2 separate regions of the Homo sapiens genome follow, and region 2 is linked to region 1. The links are chromatin contacts, found by Hi-C or POLR2A ChIA-PET in ENCODE. All regions are on one chromosome and are shown on one strand. The core of a region is the stretch at or near the end of the contact, and the rest is flanking DNA. Distances in the headings are between cores, read along the strand shown. Region 1 overlaps RASSF8 (Ras association domain family member 8). Region 2 holds the start of SSPN (sarcospan).

The links. Hi-C counts contacts between places; a loop is a spot of excess contacts on that map. ChIA-PET counts read pairs that join two places held with the same protein, here RNA polymerase II (POLR2A). Pooled maps may share reads with other maps.
Region 2: a loop to region 1 is called in a pooled map of gastrocnemius medialis, with 2.1 times the contacts of the local background. The contact joins the promoter of SSPN here to the enhancer-like site in region 1. A Hi-C loop is called at or near these places in 1 of 50 pooled maps. POLR2A ChIA-PET finds 5 or more read pairs at or near these places in 4 of 52 experiments (H1, OCI-LY7, PC-9 and 1 more).

Annotation. Positions count from the first base shown.
Region 1 is chr12:26,044,930-26,049,382 of GRCh38, reverse strand. The region is part of intron 2 of RASSF8 (Ras association domain family member 8); the gene reads right to left. Among named protein-coding and RNA genes, the nearest start is that of BHLHE41, 78 kb to the left of the region's middle. RefSeq lists an enhancer at 1,341-1,940. Within about 2 kb of position 1,547, at least 3 of the 41 ENCODE cell types and tissues checked have a DNase peak (open chromatin) inside an H3K27ac peak, as active enhancers do.
Region 2 is chr12:26,193,973-26,197,939 of GRCh38, reverse strand. SSPN (sarcospan) reads right to left here and starts at 2,367. Exons shown (of 3, transcript NM_005086.5): 1 at 1,989-2,367. The coding sequence starts at 2,267.

The DNA.
Region 1 (4,453 bases), core at 298-2,797:
AAATCTTTATGTAAAATTACCTGTTTTAGAAAACTAAGAGATATGTTTTCAATAATCAAAGGCTCATCTCAAAAATTAGCCCAGCTTCAGAATAATTCCTCTTACTAATCTAATTTACTAGCCAACACCACTAAAAAGTCATTTCTTCCCATCCCTTCCAAGTTATGTTTTGTAAAATCATTCTAATACCCCATGGAAACACAAGAACATGCTTATTAGACTGAATTCTTCTGTGACATCTATCTGACAGAAGTGCACTTACAAGGCAAGTATTTAGCTTGGGATTTTAAGCCCAGAACACCATACCTTAAAAAAGATGAAGGAGGGCTGGGCACAGTGGTTCACGCCTGTAATCCCAGCACTTTGGGAGGCCAAGGTAGGCGGATCACCTGAGGTCAGGAGTTCGAGACCGGCCTGGCCAATATGGTGAAACCCCGTCTCTACTAAAAATACAAAAAAAAATTAGCTGGGTATGGTGGTGGGCACCTGTAATCCCAGCTACTAGGGAGGCTGAGGCAGGAGAATCGCTTTAACATGAGAGGTGGAGGTTGCGGTGAGCCAAGAATGCACCATTGCACTCCAGCCTGGGCGACAAGAGTGAAACTCCGTCTGAAAAAAACAAAACAAAACAAAACAAACAAACAAAAAACAAAACAAAAACAAAAAGGTGAGAGAGGAAGAAGGCACAGAGAGGCTAGAGAGAGCCATGAGTGGCATGAAAAAATAGCCACTTGGGAGGTATGAAAAATGAAAATAGTGCAAAGGAATGAATGGAGAGCAACACACAGAAATGTACAATTCAGTCTTGGTCAGGGCTTCCAATGGCCCTGTAGCCCTCATTACAAGACAATTCCTGATGGGCCCAATCTCTCCAGTACTAGTAGCCCTGAGTCACCTCTAACTGGAATCCACCATTCCACACAAATGCCATTATTCTCAGCATATGCATCTTTCTTTTCTTTTTTTCCCCCTCCTCTCTACCACTCCAGCCTTGCTATATTCTTCTTCCCAAGTCATAAGCCTACCAGCAACACTCAAAAATACATTTGGTTCTACCTGGTGAAGGCTCTAAAGAAGCTGTCAGCTTCTCATACCTAGAGATGTCAGGGATGGGTGAATGATGGTACTTTCTCCAGGCATGTAAAAGGTTATGCATTTCAGAGTTCCCGGAAACCAAATGGATCAGCACAGTGCACAGTGAGTGCTTTTAATTTTATGCTGCCTCAGCATCCATTTTTAAATATAAGTCAACCCGGCTCAATTGCCCTTGACATAGTTTCCAGTACTACAGCCTACCCAAATGGTTCCAGCCAGTGGCCAGGAATAAAAACTTGGAGGTATCTCTCCTGCCTCATGGACTGGGCTTCCTGCTTTCTAGCCGCTTCCTTTAAATGGACCCTTACGGCATCTGCCTGTGACTCACATTTCATTACCCAAAATAGAATGCTACTTGCCAGCTCCCTTTCTCTCTACCTGCTTGCAACCTGACCTACCTACATGTGGCCTCCAGGCGTGCTGTGTACCCCCCAGGGTCAGTAAGTACTACAAACTCTTAAACTTTCACAGTGTGGCTGTCTTTGAAGCCATGCCTACAATCTGACCCCTGATGGCAGGGCAGCCCTGAAGGGACCCAGGCAGGTGGATCTCCTGCTGGTGCTCTTTTGTCCAGGCCTCTCTGCTGCTAGAGACGGTAGTTACCAGCTAAGTCGACATAGTTTCATTCAAAGCATTAATATGTCTCGCCTTTCATAGCTGGCAGCCCACTGGTCATCAACTAGTACAGTCATTTCACTGAACATAGAAGGCTGAGGCCTGGCCAGGTTATACACAGGATCAAGGTCCCATGCACAGGTGACGGCAGAGCCAGTCTTTGCACAAAACTACTTTAGATTATTCAGAAAACTGAAATTAAATGATTAAGTTTTACATATATTAAAGGGCCCAGTACAGAAGATGTTGAGGGAGTTGCCCCTCTCAAGAATTCTAGTTAAAAGAGATCATAAAATGAGTTATTATTGATATAAGAACATTAGCAAGAAAAAACTGTGTGTGGTCTGTTCTTGCTAATTTTCTTAAATGTTTATGGAAGGTGGAACAATATGGGACCTTACAATTTGACCTTCCTGGCACAAAATCTCATAAATAAGAAATATAAAAATAATATACCATTGGGCTCCATTTCTTGCTGCAGTATTATAAAAAGGAACATAAAAAGCCATCTGTTTTGCAATTATACTTTCTGTTAGGTTCCCAGACTACTTTGCAACCCTCCAGAGATGATCTGAGGCATGTGTGCAGTGCCAAGTTCTATGATGGTTTAACTCCCGTTAAAGCTCTCAGAACTGGGATTAGAGACCACACTCTCAAAGTCTTCATGTGAAAATCCCTGAACTCTGCCATCAATTAAATTATGCTTTCTACTACATGTGCTATTTCATGGCTTTCTTTCACAAATCATGAGAAAACTGACAGTGAGTATAATACACTCCTATGGAAAAACAAAATTAGTGAAAACTTGGTGATATTTTAAGGTAGATTTAAGTATAACTATATCTGTGATATTTCTCCTTAAGCAGGTACACATTGGTACCTTCATTGAAAACTAACTAGCCAAATGGTAACACCTTGCTTTTACTGAATCTAGCAACAAGAATTCTTACTATGTGAAAGACGCAATGTTGACTGTTTTATATAAATACTATTTTTTTTTAAAGAGATGGGGTCTCCTTATGTTGCCCAGCTGGTCTTGAACTTCTGGTCTCAAGTGATTCTCCTACCTCGATCTCCCAAAGTGCTGGGATTATAGCCCTGAGCCACTGTGCCCAGGCACCCTTTTATTTAATCCTTTAAAAAATTTTTTAAATCTTTTTGGCTGTCACCAAGGCAGAACAGATATTTAATCCTTTTAATACTCATCTGTTGCTCTATGTGACATGAATTATTAAACAAAAGAGGAAATGCAGGCATAGAGAATCAGTAACTTACTCAGGGTTACCCACCCAGTAAGTGGCAGATGCAAATCTAACACTCAGAACCACTAGTGACACAGTTACTTCTATTCATGAAATAAAGTTATTAGCAAAGTTTGCAAGGACATTTGTAATCACTAATTCTGGCTTAGGAGAGAAAGTAATCAAGTAAATGTGACCATGGGAATTATAATTTCCAACACTACTAAACCAAATGATATAAATTTAGTCAATTGTTGCCACAGAAATAAGGAGAAGAAAGAGGTGGTGTTCAAATCAGACTTAGGAATATACAACCCCTGAGGTTCCTGGTGAAAACTGCTCCTTCCAGTCTCTCTCATCTCAGTAAAGCAGGAATAGAGCTCCAGTCTGAATCCAGATGTTATCTGATCGCCCAAATCTATGTCCTTTCCATTAAAATCTGTCTGCCAAAAATAGAATCACTTTTCTTCTGCACACCTGAATAGGTATGGGCCACCTGATTAGGGACTTTTTGTCTACGTAAGAGATGGCAAATTAAGTTCGTTACCTTCCAGTCACCATTCAGGTATAATGAATCTAATTCCTTAATTTAATATTTAAAAATCAAACTACTTGAATTATTTACATATTTAATATTTAACATTTTGCAATGAAATCCACCATTCTACTTAATAGGGGATAAAAAGACATTTATTTTTTATCCATGAAACCAAGATGACTATGGACTTCTCATTTATGGTATTGTAAATATTGAGCCCATAAATCCTGACAAACAAGAACATTTCTATAGTTACAATAAAGTAAATGTGAAAACTTTTCAACAAAACATTGTCCATTGTGAGGACTACAGTGGTGGCTTCAAAGAGCCAAATGTCACATATCAAAGCATATTCCTTTGCAGGTATACATTTTTAAAGCTAAGTTGGTATGGAAATACTTCAAAGACAAAATAAAATAATTTTGTGAGGAAACGGTAATAAAACAAATATGTAAGATTAAGGAAAATTTGAGCCCCTGACTCATGAGTCAGAGTGGCTGCTAGACTACAAAACTTCTATTGGACTTCAATGTTAAAATTTAATGAGCACAGCAGGCAAAGCAGAAAACTTTAATGTTTCTTAAAATTTCTTTACTATACTTATTCAGTTGATAAAATATTAAATGCTTTAAGGATATGGAAGCCAAAAATAATATTTGGTAAAACCAATCATGCATGATCCCTATGAGTCTTTGTTAAATTAAGGCTATTTCAGTTCATAGAGAACAAAAAAAGTGTCCATTCAAACAATTTGAAAAGGCAGTTAGTTTTTTCCTAATCTCTAAGGGTTAAGAATAATTTTGATTGTTCTATTTGTTTTCTGAAGAAAATCTAAGCCAATTAAATAATTAAGTCCCTAGATGAAATGCAAAAATAGGTACATCCTTTGGTGATATTTCAAAGTAACAGGTATCTTTCAGTGTAGCCAAATTTGAAGAGAGGCTCATTATTCACTGTAATAAAA
Region 2 (3,967 bases), core at 1,118-3,617, 150 kb before region 1:
TGTTCCTGGCCTGGCTCCTCAGAGACCCTCCTCACTAGTCTCAGGACATCTCTACTAGCTGCTCTCCTCTACATAGATTCTCAGTTGAAAGAAAATCTAAGATGACAGATTTCATCAGGGCTATGTACTGAGAGCAAACTTCAAATGAATCCTAGATGATAAAAAAGAAAACCAGAAAGAGCAGAGACCTGGCTGTATATAATGCCCTTTGTGCAACACCCAGGGAGCTTCCAGGGCAATTAGGAACATCATCTCCCACAGGAGCTTTAGTTCATAAAATTTCTGAGTTGCATGGTTTTTATGTTCATGCCTTAAACCCTAAAATAAGTTTTTTCTCCATCTAATTTGCCTCTTTGGTGCTGAGCTTTTGAAGCTGCAATAAAGGAAGGATGGGGAACACATTTGCAAATGATATTTAAAAACACTGAATGAAAGAGCTTCATTCTTTGTTTGTTTTAATTCCCCTGGCATTAAAGGACAGACATATTTTCCCCCTGGGTATGTGGATCGTCATTGAGGTGCCTGAAATACCCAGTATATCTTACTGAAAAGCTATTTTTAAAATCACTTGATTTAGAAAACTCCAATCATGGTAATTTCATGGGAATTCTTAGTACAAAAATTAAAGTTTTAAATTACTATGCAAAAATTGTGTATTCAAATAATCTTAATTAGGAAATACCTCCATCGATGCATATATATCAGGTCTCTCTAATGTCTGTCCCTGATACAAAATTATTTTGAGGGACGTTTTGTGAGTTACAGTTCCTGTGGTCAGTAATAGCAGTAAGGATGCAATATGAGACAAGGAGTCAAAAATGTCATTTCTAGTCTCTCTTGATTCGACCACATTCAATCTCTGGGCTTGAGAATGTCATCTAACTTCTCTTAGCCTATTTCCTCACATCCAAAAGGAATAACAGTTCCCACTTCAAAGTGTTGTTTCGTGGCTCAAATGAAATAATGCATGTGAAAGAGTTTAATATGCTACAAGACACTGTAATATAACATAATATTAAAGTTACAAACCAAATGTGGTGGCAGTGTGGTTCAATGAGGAAAACGCAGATATAGTCTAGCATAAAGAGGAATCAGCATGGCTGAATGCTTTACCCACTCATGACCCTGGGTGAGTCTGGCCTGGGTTCCCTCATTTGAGAAGTGAGAATGATTAAAACGATCCCATCAGGACGATGTGGGGATTAGAAATAATATGTGTCAGGCCTCTAGCAGGGCGAGCACACAGTAGGTATTCAGTAAGTGGCACCCGTTTTACATTAAAGAATTCATTTAATCAAGCCAAGTATGCTACATGTTTCAACACTCACAACAGCTGAGTACTGTTCAACTTAGAACAGTACATCCATCGGTGGAGTCCCAAATATACTTCTGCCATGGCCAGCGCCCTGGGTTTATCCCACTTTAGACTCCAGTGGATTAAGGCTGTGCTTGCTGTATTCGCATTTCCTGCCTTAGCCCATCATTTCAGGAAACTTACTAATGGAGCCTCAGTTTAAAACATAAAATGAATGCTACTCAATGTGGCAACTCCAAGTACAGGCTTTCTCCTCTCCTGCTTTCACTAGATGAACTTAATTCACTTTTTGCCACTTGTTTAAGGACAGGGGTGGGGTCTGGGTAACAGGATAAGGAAAAAGCCCGAATGAATCCGCTGTTGTTATTGAGGCTGTTCAGTCTGACCAAAATAAGCAGCTTTTGAAATGAACTCCCCAGCTCCAGAGCGTCAGAGTCAGGCCCCGTGGAGGCGCTGGGAGCCGCGAGCAGGAGAGGGGCAGGAGCCCTATCGCGTCCAGCCCTGCCCCGCCCGGGAAAACCCAGTGCCCCACGCATCAGTCACCGAGCAGAGCGCGAGTTAGAAGAGTGAACCCGGGGAAGGGCACATGCAGCTGGGTTAGTCTCAACTCGACCATGCGACTTCGCATTCCTGTTTGGCAAACGCGCTTAGGCAAAACAGACTTGATGCTTACAATGATCCCAGCCCAAAATGGAGTGTCCCTGACTAGCAGGGAGGAGCTGATGCTCGCCATGAGGAAGCCCACCACGGTCACGGCGATGCCCAGGGCCAGCTGCAGCAGGGCGAGCAGCAGCGGGAACCGGCAGCCGCAGCAGGTCCGGGGCTCCTCCTCCCCGCACTCCTTGGGGGCCCCCGTGCCCTTCTTCGGCTCCATGTCGTCGGGCCCAGCGGCGTCCGCGGCCGGCGGGCCCCCCTGCCTCTGCTGGCCGCGTGGCTGCTTGTTCTTGCCCATGGCGCTGCGAGGCTGGGTGGGTGGGTGGGTGCGTGTGCGGCGCCCTGGGCCCTGGAGCGCGGCGCACGGCTGGCTCGGCCTGCCCTGGTATTCGAATTATGGAGGCTGAACAAATATGGAAAACATTTGGAGCCGACTCACCGAGCCTCCAAAGGCCACGGGGAGCCCGCAGCAGAGGGGGGATTCGAGGGGGGTCGCCAACTGCCAACGCGCCGGGACGCAGCGCCTGCCGGGCCCCGGGCAGGATTTGCAGGTCGCCCGCGGAAACCGGCGCGGGTCCCTTGGCCGCCTGAACCTCTGCACTTCAGACAGGCTGCGAGTGCGCGCGTGTGCGAGTGCGGGGCGTCTGTTTTCCTCACTCAAAACTCCAGGATTGTTTTGGTTTTGCTTTCTGTGAAGTGCAATGCAAGGTGATGAATGTTGAAATCGTTTGAGCTTAATTAATACACAGTTTAATCCAAAATAGGCACTGCTGGGCTCTAAGCTGCGAAGTCATTTCCAGAAGTTAAGTCGTTGTTACTTTCCTACAGAGGCACAGGCTCTTTTCTTCCTACTTTCTGTAATCCAGCTGACAAATGAATAAAGGCATTTTTCGCATTTAGGTGTTTTTGAATCTTTCTAAAGATATTGGACTAATTGTGAACTCTCTTTCACATATGTTATTAATTATTATTATTATTTTCCAAACAGGGGCTCACTGTGTTGCCCAGGCTGGAGTGCATTGTCACCATCCTAGCTCACTGCAGCCTCAGACTCCTGGACTCAACAGCTTCTCTCTCCTCAGTCTCCAAGTGGCTGGGACTACAGGCAATCACCACCACATCTGGCTAATTTTTTAAAATTTTTTTCATAGAGATGGGATCTCATTATGTTGTCCAAACTGGTCTTGAACTCCTGGCTTCAAGGGATCCTGCTGCTTCAGCTTCCCAAAGTGCTGGAATTACAGGCGTGAGCCACCATGCACCCGGCCTCTCACGTGTATTTGTTTTTAAAAGCTCTGTTGGCTCACGCCTGTAATCCCAACACTTTGGGAGGCCGAGGTGGGCGGATCACAAGGTCAGGAGTTCAAGACTAGCCTGGCCAACATGGTGAAACCCCGTCTCCACTAAAACTACAAAAATTAGACAGGCGTGGTGGCACGCACCTGTAGTCTCAGCTACTCGGGAGGCTGAGGCAGGAGAATCGCTTGAACCTGGGAGGCAGAGGTTGTAGTGAGCCGTGATCATGGCACTGCACTCCAGCCTGGGCGACAGAGCAAGACTCCTAGTTAGTCTTCACTCATCTCCACAACAGTGCTTAGGGGGATTGGATTGACCATCTTAGAGATAGACGCTTTTACTCAGTCAATATTTAAGAGTTATTTTTAAAGCACCTACAATGTGCTAGGATATAAAGATGTTCAAAATAGACTTGGTCCTGGCCCAGAGTCACAGAAGAAATCAATAAAACTGATTATTCTTATTCCCGCATACCTCTACTCAGTAGCACTTAGAGCAAATTTCAGCGAAACCACTAAAAAATGATCCCATCACTTTGGGGGTATTTATATCTCCTTTGGTATGGTCATTGTAACATTCAGAAAGCTATATTCAAAAATAAGTGATGTTGCCAAGATGTTAGGATAAAGGCTACTCCTAGCTTGTTTGCTATTGGAAAATTTAAAGAAAATCCAATTCCCTGCTGTTTGCTTTAGAATTAGA